2 separate regions of the Homo sapiens genome follow, and region 1 is linked to region 2. A link is a loop called in an ENCODE intact Hi-C map of the cell type or tissue named here. Cell type or tissue: Caco-2. All regions are shown on one strand.

The links. A loop is a pair of places that touch in the nucleus more often than their neighbours do. Peaks named below come from ENCODE experiments on the same cell type or tissue, not always from the same donor. Only the 100,000 strongest peaks of a DNase experiment are listed, where the experiment ranks them.
Region 1: it touches region 2 in a loop (3-fold over the local background); 15 of 110 quality-filtered maps call a loop at or near these places.

The regions. Positions count from the first base shown.
Region 1 is chr6:10,563,526-10,571,525 of GRCh38, forward strand. The region is part of intron 3 of GCNT2 (glucosaminyl (N-acetyl) transferase 2 (I blood group)); the gene reads left to right. Among named protein-coding and RNA genes, the nearest start is that of GCNT2, 46 kb to the left of the region's middle. RefSeq lists an enhancer at 1,195-1,756. In Caco-2, no CTCF peak of the experiment used is centred here; DNase peaks (open chromatin) are centred at 3,876 and 4,311.
Region 2 is chr6:10,506,981-10,514,980 of GRCh38, forward strand. It overlaps LOC101928146 (a long non-coding RNA gene), which reads right to left. Exons shown (of 3, transcript XR_001743961.2): 2 at 3,363-3,660; 3 at 1,680-2,323. It also overlaps the pseudogene LOC100422564. Among named protein-coding and RNA genes, the nearest start is that of GCNT2, 10 kb to the right of the region's middle. In Caco-2, CTCF peaks have their summits at 3,694 and 3,893; a DNase peak (open chromatin) is centred at 3,741.

The sequences.
Region 1 (8,000 bases), 57 kb after region 2:
GAGGTCAAGAGTTCGAGACCACCCTGGCCAACATGGTGAAATGCCTTCTCTACTAAAAATACAAAAATTAGCCTGGCGTGGTGGCAGGACCCTGTAATCCCAGCTACTTGGGAGGCTGAGGCAGGAGAATCGCTTGAACCCAGGAGGCGGAGCTTGCAGTGAGCCGAGATTGTACCACTATGTTCCAGCCTGGGTGACAGAGTGAGACTCCATCTCAAAAAAAGAAAAAAGAAAAAAAAAAAAAAAAAAAAAATATATATATATATATATATATATATATATATGACTTGTCCAAAGACAAATATTGCATATGCTTAACAAGAAATCAAAATAAAAAGAAACATCCAAGGGAAGGAGGTAGCACATGTTATCCGCTTATTTTAAATTGAACCCAGTTTAATGAATTCTTCATTGAATGATTGCAATTACTGCGAATATTCTGAAGATGAAACTTAGCTAATTCTAAGTCTTATTCAGCTTGCGGAATGGTTATATAATTAGACCCACTCAAAAACTTTCTCTTTCATCCTGATATTCAGCCCATTTTCCTGGAGATTTTGGCTTTTTCATGTGAGCAGAGGTGCAGGAAAGATGAAGGCAATTAATGTTTACTGAACATGTGCCTATGGGTTTAGAGTATCTCAGTTGAATCTCCACAAGAATCCCATCCAGTGGGTACTTAAATCCACATTTTGCAAATATGAAGACGGGACCAGAGGGGCTGAGTAATGTGCCCTGTTCCAAAAGCAGGAAGCAGAGTAGAGAATGTGTGTGGCGGGCCCCTCAAATTCTACATGCTCTGAACTAAACTCAGACTCTCCCCTTTGCAAGTCTCTGAATTTGACACCATTCTCTGTTAGCTCAGACCTGCGGGCTGGTCTCCCTTAGCTCTCCCTACCCTCATCCCTGCTGATCTGGCTCTTCCTGGAGTGTAGAAGTCAAGGGCTCAGGCTCCAGAGTCAGAGAGAACCAGGTTGGACTCCTGGCTCCTCCATCACCAGCCATGTATCCCCCGACATCTGTCAACCTTGGTCTTAGCATTGCAATATGGCACAGATGGCAGAAGCCTGGACCCTGCAGCCAGATGGCCTGAATGTGAATCCCGGCTCTGTCACTTAGAAGTTGTGTGACCTCGGACAAAGTACCTGACTTTTGTGTCTCAGTGACTTCATCTGTAAAATGGGACAATAATAATAGATATCAAATATGTAAGGTCTAAATGAGTTATTGTTATTGTATTTTCATCTATAAGATGGATATTCATTTAATAAATATTTATGGAGCAACCAGACACTTTGCTGGGTACTGAGAAATAGTAGTGAATGAGACACATAAGGCCCCTACCTCATGGAGGATACATTTTAGAAGGAAGAGACAGCCAATAAATAGTAGAGAGAGAGAAGCCAGATCATTAGAGTTGATGAGAAATGCTATGAGGGAAATACACAGGGAGCAACCTACTGTAGATGAAATGGGACAGGAAGGCTTCTTGGCAATGGTAGCACATGAACTGCCTCCCAAAATGAGAGTGAGCCAGCCACGCACTTGTGAAAGAGGTCCCAGGCAGAGGGAATAGGGATCGCAAAGGTCGTGGGTGAGCCTGGTGTCTGCAGAGCCAGAAAAGCAGCCCGTGTGGCCATAGCCGAGCGAACGAGGATGAGAGCTGGACTGAGCATGAGGCAGGCAGTGCATGAACCACACAGGCCCTTGCAGGAGGCCAGAGAAAAACAGATCTGACAGTGCCCTGCTTGTGGGCAAGTGCTGGGCACAGAATAAACACTCAGCAAAATGGATCTTGCCACAGGCCTGTTTTCTGTGGAGTCCTAATTAGGGAAAAGGAGTCAAGCTGGTGGGATCAAGGGAAAGCAGAGGGAAAGCAGATAAGCTGCAAGTCCGCCTTTCTTCATGGTCCAGGACACAACCTCCTGAGCCAATAATTCACGATTTTCCCACGACCAGCTATCACCAGACACCTGCAGATTAGCTCCCCGCAACCTTGGCATTGTCAGTACTGCACAAAGCTCTCTTCAGCATGAACACTACCCTATAAAATCTCCAGCAAGGCTTTGTTTCTTTGCAGTCAGCTTCTGCTGGCCTGCCCGTTGCCTTTTCGCAATGTATCTTCCTACTTTCTTGAAGAAATCTACCTTTCTCTACCTACAACAGTCTTGGTAAATTCTTCCTGGTAAATTCTTTTCCCCCCACACCACCGGCCAAGATAGTATCGCTCCCCCGTGACACGTTCCACTTCTGGCGCCGTCGTCTACCCTTCTTCTTTCTCTTAAAGTTGTATAATTTCTTCCTAACTAGTTTCCCTGTTCCGTGCTTTAATCCATCCTCCACAGTGACAGGATGGCCTTTGTAACATGCACCCATGATCATGCGATCACATCCCTCTCCTCCTTAGAAGCTGTGTATGGATTCCCTTCCCCTACGGTGTATGGATAGCATCCCAGCACCTTCACCAAACACAGAGAGCTCCTCGAGATCTGGCCCCCTTGGCCTTTCCAGTGACTTCTCTAGCTGCGCCCTTCCCCAGATAACTTGCGGATCCCTGTTCTGCCACTCCCAGCCTTCCTGCCCTGACGCATGCAGTCCCTCTCCCGGGAGGCTCCCGGATGCTCTTCCTCCCTATCCTGCATCTGATTGATGTGTGCTTTTTTTTTTTTTTAATTCAGCTTAGAGTCACACTCTGTAAAATTCTTTTCCTGATTCTCACTCATCTGGACTCCCGTACAACGTTGTACTATTATTGGTCTTTTTATTTTTAATCTTTAAAAAAATTTTTAGGAGACAAGGCCTGGCTCTGTGACCCAGGCTGGAGTGCAGTGATACCATCATGGCTCACTGAAGCCTTGACCTCCTAGGCTCAGGCAGTTCTCCTGCCTCTGCCTCCCGAGTAGTTGGGACTTTAGGTGCCACCATGCCCAGCTAATTTTTAAAATCTTTATAGAGATAGAATTTCACTGTGTTGCCTAAGCTGATCTTGAACTCCTGGCCTCAAGTGATCCTCCTGCCTTGGCCTCCCAAAGCGTTGGGATTATAGGCATGAGCCACTGCGCCCAACCATATCAGTTTTGCAGTGCTGTGTTGTATATTCCTAGTGACCTTTTAGAATAGGCTTCAAGGGCAGCAGCTGCACGGGCCTATTTCTGTTTACACTTAGCATACCTCGGGCACATGAGCAGTACTCAAGATGATGGAGTCCCAACTTATATTTGTTTAACCTACACAGACTTAATTAAATGCATGCACACATGTACGCTTGTGCACGCACACGTTTTATATGGGTTTAAATGGTGTTGGCCATGCTACTCTGCCCTTCATTTTACCCAATGAGTGGGGTCCAGAGTAAGCCAAGGAGTCTGCTCATTCTCTTGATGGAGTTTGCTTCCCAAGGCTCACTAATGTTAAAGGACTGTATATGTCTATCTCATAACATAGCTCGTCTGCTCAAACGAACTTCTTCATCTAGTGCTCATTAGAAGAAACAACCATCTGGACCAAGATTAAAGAGAAGGCTAGACTTATGCCTATAATCCCAGCACTTTGGGAGGCCAAGGCAGGAGGATCACTTGAGCCCAAGAGTTCAAGATAAGCCTGGGCAACATAGTGAGACCACATCTCAACAAAAAAATAATAAAATGAAATTGGCCAAGTCTGGTGACACACACCTGTATTCCCAGCTACTCAGGAGGCTAAGGTGGAAAGATCACTTGGCCCCAGGAGTTGGAGACCAGCCTGGGCAACACAGTGACTCATCTCTACAAAATATACAAAAATCAGCTGGGCATGGTGGCACATGTCTGTGGTACCAGCTACTTGGGAGGCTGAGGTGGGAGGGTCACTTGAGCCCCAGAGATGAAGGCTGCAATGAGCTAGGATGGCGCCACTGCATTCCAGCCCTGGCAACAGAGCAAGATGCTATCTCAAAGAAAAAGAAAAAAGATGAAAGGGAAGACTGACCATGTTGGAATGTGGTGCATTCCTAAGGGATATCTCTAGAGGAATATTAACTTTTAGGCCTTTTTCCCTTTACTCATTGACTCTGCAACCTCACCTCTGTGTAAGATGTATAGCTACTGTACATATTTCTTGGATGTATTGAACAGCTAATAATTGCCAGAGCCAGGGCACAAATTGATCTCTTCTTACTTCTAATCCAGTCCTCTGTCTCCTGTCCACAATGCAATGTATAGAATCGATCTTTTCTGGAAGTTGTTACTGAGAAAGGCAGATAGGGTTAAAAGTGCTAGCAAGAGAATTATCAAAGACGGAAGCCAGCAAAATTTATCATGGAGTTTTGACTTTGCCCTCGAACTCTCAGCCGAAACCTCAAGATAATGAAAAGGTGATCACTTTGCCAATGATAAATGGATTTTATAATCCCTCACTGAGAAAGTTGAATGTAAATGAAGAGCTCTGTTCTTTTCATCTTCTTGCTTACTGACTATTGAAATGAGACTTAGCTATCGGTGGAATTTTGGAGCTACTATTCTCAGTGAAATTCAGAATTCGAGAAATGTTTTCAGGAAACATCCTCCTCAGTTCTTGCCTCAGTTTACTTCGTGGCTCTTGCAGTTCTTTCCCCCTTTGTGATCTCATTTACATCTGCAGTTTCTCACCACCACCTCAGTACTGACCATTCACTTCCCTGTAGTGAGCTCCCAGGCCTTCTGCCACATCTCCTTGTTTTTTGGATATCTCTTCTCGAAGCTTCCACGAGTGCCTGCTGACATCTCCCTACTCCCCACACACCCAGCTTTCCACTCACAGTCTCTGTGGTATGGCCATCCTTCAAGTCAGCCAACTTCCCCACTTCTGGTACCCCAGGATCCAGCCAGCACATTCCATACGTTTTGTCTGTGAGAGTTTTCTAGCAAGTTCTACCCTTCCTGTTTTCATCATTACTGTTCTTAACTCTGGCCCATCACACCTGTCAAGCAGACTATTGTCGGACCCACTCCAAGTGGTCTCTCTGGCCCGAGTCTCCCTCTTCAAACCATTCTAACACTCTTAACATATTTTGCTTCTTAAGACATAGCTCTAAGAAAAACGTTTTCTCAATTCCAAAAGCTTCAGTGAGTGTCAACAACTTATTGAATTATTCAGTATAGACATCTCAACATGGCAGGTTGGATGTCAAAATCTCCCTGTTGGAGATCCCCTCAGTATTACCTGTGTTACCCCACCGTCAACTCCCATTGCTGCCTTCCCTGAAAGGAACCCTTCAGAAAAATTACCATGCCTGTAATCCTGCCATAGGTCCTTTTCTTCATGTCACCCTCTCTGTTTGTGCCATTGCCTTCCATCTCTCCATTTAAATAATGGCCTTGTTTAATGGTATGTCATTCAATGGTAACACATCATGTCATTGGTGTGTCATTTAGGAAGCTTTTTCTGGTCTTATTTTTTCCCAATTTTATACCTTTATAAACCTCTGTTGTAATGCTTTTATGTCATTCTAGAATCTCTGCATTATCATTATTAATGTGAATATCGTATTACCGCGACTAGACTATAATGTCTTTGAGGTCTTTTGTATTTTTGGCAGTCCAGCATAGTGAGCATTCAGTGGGCTGACAGGAAATATTTATTGAATTGAGTCAAATGGAAATAATTTTAGGATGTTGGTGCCCCTCAGCACTGCTGCCTAGTCAACTTCAAATCATTACCACTTGCATCACCCCCTGCCACCCACTCCCCCCGCCACACACACACACACACACACACACACACACACACACACCCCCTAGGTAATTTTGCCAAATCCTGAAGGGTCAACTTCAAACAGTATCTTTCAGCCATGTTTTCTGAGACAGGGTCTCACTCCATCTACCAGGCTGGATTGCAGTGTGTGATCTTGGCTCACCGCAGCCTCAAACTCCTGGGCTCAAGCTGTTCTCCCACCTCAGCCTCCCAAGTAGCTGGGATTATAAGCATGAGCCACTGCACCTGGCCCATGTTCAATTTTTCTTTGACGTTTCCTAAATGCTCCTCTGTTCTTGGGCAACAGCAATGAGACAGTTCTCTTCCACTCAGTTTTTCCAAAGCATCCTGCTTATTTTGGGAATGCTTCTCATGCTGAGCCCAGCCTGGGGGCAGCATCTGCTCCAGACAGGCTGTTCTTCAACCCAAGGTCCAACCACCATCATAGTGGACCATTTGCAGTCTCAGCTATGCCCTAAGCAAAAATATGTTAACTGCTCTTCTAACTAACCATTTCTCAGTGTAGTTTTTCCATGCTAGGACTACTCATAAACCTGTCTTTCTCTTACCCTCTGAGCTCATATGGATTTCTTCCTTCCTTCCTTCCTTCCTTTCTCTTTCTTTCTCTTTCTTTCTTTCTTTCTCTTTCTTTTTCTTTCTTTCCTTCCTTCCTTTTTCCTTCCTTCCTTTCTCTCTCTCTTCCTTCCTTCCTTCTTCCTTCCTTCCTTCCTTTCTTTCTCTCTTTCTTTCTTCCTGACAGAGTTGCACTCTGTCACCCAGGCTGGAGTGCATGGCGTGATCACGGCTCACAGCAGCCTCAACCTACCAGGCTCATGCGTTCCTCCCATGCACCACCATGCCCAGCTAATTTTGTAATTTTTGTAGATATGGGGTTTTGCCATGTTACTCAGGCTGGTCTTGAACTCCTGGACTCAAGTGATTCACCTGTCTCAGCCTCCCAAAGTGTCGGGATTACAGGCATTAGCCACGGCACCCAGCATGTGGCATTCTTTCTTAAGTGCTTCTAGACAAAGCAATAAGTGGCAGAAGGCTTTCCCCAAATCCATTTACCTTGTGTCTCCTTTTGACACCACATTTCTGGAGAATGGATGGATGGGAGTTGGGCTTTCGAAACTTTGCCCTTCAGCTCTGTACTTTTGTGAAATGTATTCTCCCATAATCTTCCTCCTCAGCCAGGTTTAAAAGATCAGAACTTAACTGTGAAAATATTGGAGGATACAACTTCAGTCTTTCCCGAGTAAGCTGGAGATACTCATGTCATACTGATAAATTTAGCTTCGTGCTACCATCAGCCCTCTCTTCTGGACATTTCCTGGTTCATTTTCTTTCTAGCCATCTCCTTCCTTAGACCCAATCTTCACATAACTCTTCCTTCACTGAAAATCTAATTCTGCACTTGGTCCAAGTCTGAGCTCCTCCTTCAAGCTCTTTGGGGGGCCTACTGAAAAAGGCCCTCCTGCCTTAGAGTCCAAATCCCCTCTTGTGTCCTATGTGAAAACTACTGTCCCCAAGACCCTGAAGTCCTTGCTATGTTTTGGGCCATGTCCTAGAGAGGCTGAACTTGTCTCTGTCTGGTTTCTTCTCTCCCAGGATTTTGGTCTGTTGGAGTTAACCGGCTTCCTCCCCACTTCTAAGCCTTGTAGATTTATCTCTGGTCCATTATCCTACCACTTTATGGACTTTCTTTGTCAGGTACTCAGTCTAAACCAAGCCTCTCAGGTACAGTTTTCCCATAAAAACAGCCTCCTCTTTATTCTATGCTGAATCTAAAATAATGACAGCGTTTAGAACCACAAGCGGCCTTAGAGAACATCCTCTAATCCTAGTTATACAAATTTGGAGATTGTGAGCCAGAGAGATCAAGTGGCTGGCTGATTGTCCTGCTCCTTAAAATGAGTTTACATTTTTTAGCCTCACTGCCTATTTCTTATAAAGCTTAGAATGAGCATTCCATCCCTACAATCCCATATGTTTCTATTAATCCCACCCCATACGGAAAGAAGATCTCTCAAGTTACACGTGGTATAGAGGGAAGGGAGTTTAGAAACTGTAATGCTATAGTAGAAATTATGATGATGATCATGATAATTATTATTATTATTATTTTTTGAGACAGAGTCCCGCTCTTGTTACCCAGGCTGGATGGAGTGCAATGGTGCAATCTCAGCTCACTGCAACCTCCGCCTCCCAGGTTCAAGCAATTCTCCCTGCCTCAGCCTCCCGAGTAACTAGGATTACAGGCGCCTACCAATATGCCCGGCAAATTTTTG
Region 2 (8,000 bases):
TTCAACGTCCCATTAATGGGTTATACTCAATATCCAGCTACTCAATTTCATATATTTTATATGATGTTATTAAATAATAACAGCTCTTATTATTAAGTGCCTGTTATGTGCCAGGTAGCATCATACACTGTTTTTGTTTGTTTTGCTCTTTAGAGAGCAGATCTTGCTATGTTGCCCAGGCTGGAGTACAGTGGCTATTCACAGGCTGGATCACAATGCACTGCAGCCTTGAACTCCTGGGCTCCAGTAATTCTCCCGCCTCAGCCTCCCCAGTAGCTGGTACTACAGGTGCATGTCATCATGCCCTGCTATTACAAGTCATTATACAAACCTCATAAAGTTTTGTTAGCTGCATTTTACTTCTTTTGGAAGGTAGCTTATTCGTCCAAGGTTGCCCCACAGGGGACATTTAGCAGTGCGTGGAGACGTTTTTGGTTGTCACAGTGGGAGGGGGAGGATGCTACTAGCATCTAGTGGGTAGACGCCACGTATGCTGCTAAACGTGCAACAATGAACAGGACAGGCCCCACCACAGACAATTATCTGGTCTAAAATATTGATAGTGCCAAGGGTGAGCAACCCTGCTTTAAATGATGATGACATAGTATGTGTGAAAACCCTCTACAAATCCATACTGCTATTTTTACCATTTTACAAGTAGATTTTTCTAGTATGACAGCTATTCCTGGCAATGTTAGCCAGCACTAGGCCCTCAGCTCATGTTTGTTGGGTAGACCAGTGCATGTCAAAGATGATTAGCAAACATTATGCTAAGTGAAATTAGCCAGTCACAAAAAGAAAAATATTGCATGATTTCACGAACATGGGGTATTTAAAGTAATCAAACTCATGAAAACAAAAAGCAGAATGTGGTTGCCAGGAGTTGGGGGGAGAGGAAATGGAGAGTTGTTCTTTGATGGGTATGAAGTTTCAACTTTGCAAAGGTGAGAAAGTTCTAGACATCTGTCATACAACAATATGCAATATAGTTAACACTATATTGCACACTCAAAGGTGGTTCAGATGGTAAATTTTATGGTAGGTGTTATTTACACAATTTTTAAAACTTTAGGTGGGCGCGGTGGCTCATGCCTGTAATCCCAGCGCTTTGGGAGGCCGAGGCAGGAGGATCACTTGAGGTCAGGAGTTTGAGACCAGCCTGGCCAACATGATGAAACCCCATCTCTACTAAAAATACAAGCAATTAGCTGGGCATCGTGGCACATGTCTGTAATCCCAACTACTCGGGAGGCTGAGGCAGGAGAATTGTTTGAACCCAGGAGGCAGAGGTTGCAGTGAGCTGATAATTGCACCACAGCACTCCAGCCTGGGCAACAGAGCTAGACTCCGTCTCAAAAAGCAAAACAAACAAACAAAAAAACCTGTTTTAGCAAGTCTTCAACATTAGTGATTAGGGGTAGAATTTGAAGTTTCCAGGTTACTGTGGCAGTGTGTACACCTGATTAAACACTACTCTTCCAGCTAATTTGACAGAAATGCAACAATATATTAAATATGGAAGGAGAGGGGCAGGTGATGGGAGAGAGAAGTTGTGAAAAGCCCCACAATGTGTCCTCATCCTGGAGACACTGAGTATGTGCTTGAAAATAGGCTGGTTCCATCGTGTAATGGTTAGAACTCTGGACTCTGAAAATAGGCTGATGTATTGGACTAACCTGTAATTGTGAGAAATAATTTATTTGCAGAAGATAAAAGACTTAGAGGACATTTATAAATATAAATGTTATTAGAATTAGGTGACCTTCAAAGGAGTACTGAATACGCCTGTTGGTTTTGGTCACAAAGTTTCCCAAATCATTTTTGTTTTGCTTCGATTATATTTACCTAATCCTGATAAGTTTCACCCGAATGAATAAATGTTATCGCTCTGAGCTTCAAAGTGCAAATATTTTACCAGCCTCATTGAAAAGCACAAATATTATCTTTAGCATAGATTGGTTTCTCAGGGTAGAAAACTGCATATAAGAACAAATCTCATGAAGTTAAGGTTATCTCATTCCCTATTTAATTTGTCCTTTAGTTGAATAGTGAGTTAGAGCTAGAGACATGCTTATAAAATTTTGTTTTCTGATGTCTTCTCTGTAGGACAAATGGAAGGAAAGATTTTTGGAAGCAGCTTCTTGTGTCCGACCCGCTGTGATCAGCTGCTACTCCCAGGTCTGGGGTTAGATGGCTTTGTGACTTTCCTTCTCTGGATGGCATTTTGCTTTCCTCTGTAAAATGGTGTGATGAATGAGATGACCTCTAAGCCTCTTTCCATGTCTGTCACTGGACTGTCCTCTTATGTAGCCATTTAAGTTTTCTAATTAAAAAAAAAAAATTTAAAATTTGATGCTCAGTTAAGTTACATCAAAATAATTAAAATGAAACTACAGGTTGAGTATCCCATATCCAAAACGCTTGGGACCAGAAGTGTTCTGAATTTCAAGTTTTTTCTAGGTTGGAAAATTTGCATATACATAATGAGATGTCTTGGGGATGGGACCCAAGTCTGAACATGAAATTCATTTATATTTCATATACACCTTATGCACATAGCCTGGAGATAATTTTATACACTATTTTAAATAATTGTGTCCAAGAAGCAAAGTTTTGGCTGCTGTTCGACTGAGACCCATCACATGAAGTCAGGTGTGGAATTTTCCACTGATGGTGCCACATTAACTCTCAAAAAGTTTTGGATTTTGGAGCATTTCAGATCTCAGATTTTCAGACTAGGGATGCCGAACCTCTATGTAATTTTGCTTTGAATGTGTCTGGGACACTGGGGAAATTTTGATTTTTAAGATTCATCTCTAATTCTGAAAATAACCTGGTTGGGTGCAGTGGCTCACGCCTGTAATCCCATCATTTTGGGAGGCTGAGTTGGGCAGATCTCCTGAGGTCAGAAGTTCGAGACCAGCCTGGCCAACATGGTGAAACCCTGTCTCTACTAAAAGTGCAAAAATTAGCTATGCATGGTGGCACACACCTGTAGTCCCAGCTACTTGGGAGGCTGAGGCAAGAAAATCGCTTGAGCCTGGGAGGCAGAAGTTGCAGTGAGCCAAGATCGCGCCACTGCACTCCAGCCTGGGTGACAGAGGGAGACTTCGTCTCTAAATAAATAAATAAAATCTAAGTGATGGCACGTCACCCCGGGGCATCTTTCCACTTTCACATTCTCTCCTGGCTGCTTTACCTGCCCTGCCAGCACAGTCCAGAGGGCCCCCACTAGCATTCCACATGCCAGGCCTTGCTTAGATGGAAGGCCTTTTCTTCCATCTAATCTAACCTGTCTCTTGTCCCATTTTTCCAGAACCTCTATTGGATGGCATTTTCTAGAACCTCTATTGGTTACTTACGGCATAATGAGATATATAGAGGTTATTGCTAGGTCATCCTTCTTGACTCAAATCTCATTTAAGCAATTAGCTTCCTTATGAAACTTCATAAGGGTCATTGTGGATCCCTTGGCTGGCTGATGGGGCTGAGATCTTGGGATAGGCAGGTTTTTCCTTGCGCCTCGAATGCCACGTTGAATACTCCTCATGTCTTTGGAGACATGTCCTTCCCTTCGAGCTGCTCCCAGTCAGGTGAGGAATAAAATGCTATGATGGCGTGAAAATTCTCCCTTGGTCTCATCCATAGATTTGCAATCACCTAAAAAAAAAAAAGGAAGAGTGTGCCAAGCCACCCCATATAGAGCCACTGTGTGGCAGCACTGCCTCTCGCCAAAGCTTGGGCCACTCGGTGTCAGGCAAAGTGCAGTGGGGTGAGTTTCCAGTTCACTGGCGGTACAGGTAGCCCCTAGAAGCGATCGTGTGCAGTGAGAATAGCTAGCATTTCAGAGTGTTCACTATGCGTGAATACTGCTCAGAGTGCATTCTACTTATTAACACATCAACTCACAAAACAGCCCTACTGGTATTATCTTTATTTTACTGACAAAGAAATTAAGACAGATAGGAAAAGTGATTTGCCCAACGTCACACAACTAGGAACTAGCAAAGCCAGGATCTAGACCCACGCAAACCTCTCTTTGAAGCTCATGCTTTGCTACCAAATATCGTGTCATTCTGGCATTCACGAGGAAATCTTGAAAATAAAGCAAAAAGTTGTAAAATGGTATCAAGTCCACAATCGCTGTCTTGATGTAGTGCAAGCACAGTGGTATACAAGGGACATCCGTAGATACAGAGGAGAGGGTCAGCAAACCTTCTCTGGTAAAGGCCAGATGGAAAACATTTTAAGCTTCGGTGGTCAGATGTGGCAACAACTTAGCCCTGCCATTGTAACGTGAAAGCAGCCATAGGCCCTGTGTAAACAAATGAGGACGGCTGTGTTCCAATAAAATTGTATTTATGGACACCGAAATTTGAATTTCATATAATTTTCATGTGTCACAAAACATTTTTCTTCTTTGGATTTTCTCCCAACCATTTTAAAATATAAAACCATTCTAGCTGAGAGATTGTCTAAAAACATGCAGCGAGCCAGACTGGACCCCCCCAGCTGTGGTTTTGCTGATCTCTGGTATAGAGGAAAGAAGGGTGGCTAAACTTAATTCGGTGAGTGCCTACCATAAGCAAGGTGTTGAAAGTGCAGTGACCAGCAGACCGAAATAGTTCTCCATGGGACATTATGTTGAGTGAAATAAGCCAGGCACAGAGAGACAAATATTGCATGATCTCACTCATGTGGAATCCACATAGAAGTAGAGAATAGAACAGTGGTTACCAGAGAATGGGAAGGGAAAGGAGCAGGGGGGTGATGAGAGATGGATCAACAGGTGCCAAGCTATAGATAGAGAGGAAGAATAAGCTCTGGAGTTCTACTGCATAGGAGGAGGATTACAGTTAATAATAATGCATTGTATATTTCAAAATACCTGGAAGAGCAGTTTTTGAATGTTCTGATAACAAACAATAAATGTCTAAGGTGATGGATATGCTAATTACCATGATTTGATCATTACACAATGTATACATGTATTGGAACATCATGCTGCATCCCATAAATACGTATAATTACCACCTGTAAATCATACATTTAAAAATAAAATATTAACTTTTTGTTTTAAAAATAAATAGTCCTCCATGGACTAGTGGTAGAGCAAACAAACAAGCAATTGTAGGAGTACAAGGTTTTATTAGGGCAGGTGAAGGGCTTCTAACCCAGACTTGGAAGAGCAAGGAAGGGTCACCAGGGAAGCAGTGTCACATAGGGACCTGAAAGATGAGTAGGAACTCAAGACAAGGCAGGGGGAGAGAATATTCCAGGTAGATGGCCTATGCAGTGAGAAGAGATAAGCTTGAGGCTAGGCACAGTGGCTCATGCCTATAATCCCTTTGGGGGGTCAAGGAAGGAGGGTCCCTTGAGCCCAGGGGTTCAAGACCAGCCTGGGCAACATAGTGATACCCCGTCTCTACAAAAAAACGATTTTTATTTTTTTATTTTATTTTATTTTTTTTGAGACGGAGTTTCACTCTTGTTGCCCAGGCTGGAGTGCAATGGTGTGATCTTGGCTCACTGCAACTTCCACCTCCCGAGTTCAAGCGATTCTCCTGCCTCAGCCTCCCTAGTAGCTGGGATTACAGGCATGTGCCATCATGCCCAGCTAATTTTGTATTTTTGGTAGAGATGGTGTTTCTCCATGTTGGTCAGGCTGGTATCGAACTCCCAATCTCAGGTGATCTGCCTGCCTCGGCCTCCCAAAGTGCTGGGATTACAGGCATGAGCCACCTCGCCCGGCCCCAAAAAAAATTTTTTTAAGGCTGGGTGAGGTGGCTCACTCCTGTAATCCCAGCACTTTGGGAGGCCTAGGCGGGTGGATCACCTGAGGTCAGGAGTTCAAGACCAGCCTGGCCAACATGGTGAAACCACTTCTCTACTAAAAATACAAAAATTATCTGGGCGTGGTGGTGGGTGCATGTAATCCCAGCTACTTGGGAGGCTGAGGCAGGAGAATTGCTTGAACCTGGGAAGCAGAGGTTGCAGTGAGCTGAGATCGCACCATTGCACTTCAGCCTGAGCAACAAGAGTGAAACTCTGTCTCAAAAAAAAAGAAACAAAATCTTATGTTTAATTAGGCAAGCAATGTGGCTGGCACCTGTAGTCCCAGCTACTCAGGAGACTGAGGCAGGAGGATGGGTTGAGTCCAGGAAGTTGATGTGGCAGTGATTGCACTCCAGCCTGGGCACAGACCCAGACCCCAACTCTAAGATAAGAAGAAGAAGAGTTAGGTTTGAAAACCCCAGGCTGCCATTAACTCATTACTGGATATCAGGCAAGCTAGCATATCTTTGGGCGTAATTTCTTCATGTGCAAAGTGGATATAATGTCAATGCTTACCTCTCAGGCCATCAGTGAGAAAATGGAGACAAAATGTGATAGAATAGTCGTTATGGGTCATTGTCAGTGTTCTTTATTTGTAACTGAATCAATTGGTGAGAATAATCTGCAAGATTCCTTTCAATCCTGAAATACTATAAATTCTTGATCTTTATTTTTAAGTAAAGAGACCCCACTATCGAGGAGTTCTGGGTGCTGTCCACGTAAATGGTGACCTACTTCAGGACAACTGTGATTGCCTGAAGTTGAAGAAATATAGTGTCCCTTGCATTCAAAGGTGACATCAGTGATGGTGATGGTGGCTCTGCATGGGAAAAAGAGGTGCCAAATGAACACACATTCCACCTGTACTCCACATGGGAAAAACACCCTGAGCTGGCAGCTGTGGCCGATTTGCTAGGGTCTTAATTTGTGGTTGACCTAGACAGAGGTGCCCAACTGTGCCTGGCTTTTGTGAAGTGGTCAGCTGGCCCCACTGGCTCATGTTCAAAGAGTCACCTGATTTTTTAAATAGAAGAGCTACCGACTTGTGGTTGATCCTCCTTCTTTTAAGTAAATGGTCATATTGCACTTCTTGCTGCAAATAAGTTGCTAGAGCACATTTCTCAAGTCTGGGCAGGGACCTGCAGACTGACTTCAGCAATGGCATAAAATCAGGTGAATGATGAATCCAGAAAAGACCATAGGAAAAATAAAGGTAGAGGCATTTGGGTTGGTCCTAGGGCTTATGGCCACGTCCATAACTCTTTTATTCCTGTATAGTAACTATTAGGTCCCGCAAAAATATCTTCCATGGGGGAAGATCTCAAACTCTTCAGTCCTTGCAGAAGTGTGTGGCATGATTGTGACAGGCAAGAAAATGTTCTTGGATGAAAATATACCAGTGACGCCATTGAGAAATAATAACCTGCCAGCGATACTTGATCCGAAATCACTGCATAATGGAACCTGTGTCCAAAGACGAAGCCGAGTTCCCTTTGGCCTATGTCATGGTCATCCGCAAAGACTGATACATTTGAAAGACTCTTGAGGGCCATCTACACTCCCCAAAACATCTACTGTGTTCATGTGGATCAGAAGGCCCCAGTCACTTTCAAAGACGCTGTAAGAAAGCTACTGAGCTGCTTCACAAACGTCTCTGTGGCTTCTGAGAGGGAGTCTCTGTTCTACACAGGGATCTCCAGGCTCCAGGCTGACCTGCACTGCCTGAAAGACCTTGTGGCCTCTGAGGTTCCCTGGAAGTACGTCATCAACACCTGTGGGCAAGAATTCCCCTGAAAACCAACAGGGAAATACGTTCAGTATCTGAGGTTACGGAAAAGGAAAAATATCACCCCCGGGGTGCCGCCTCCTCCTCATATTATCAGAAGGACCAAATACATGCACTTGGAGCAGAGATAGCTTGTTTTCCTTCATGCTGTGGACTTGCATGAGAAAAATGCCTCCTCCCCACCATCTGACAATTTACTTTGGCTCTGCCTATGTGGCCCTTACAAGGGAATTTGCTAATTTTGTTCTTCAAAACCTAAGGGCCATTGATTTACTTGAGTGGTCAAAAGATACTGACTCTCCTGATGAGCATTTCTGGGTGACACTCAGTAGGATTCCAGGTATGTGGAACTTGATTTCCAATCTACATAAAGTCTAAA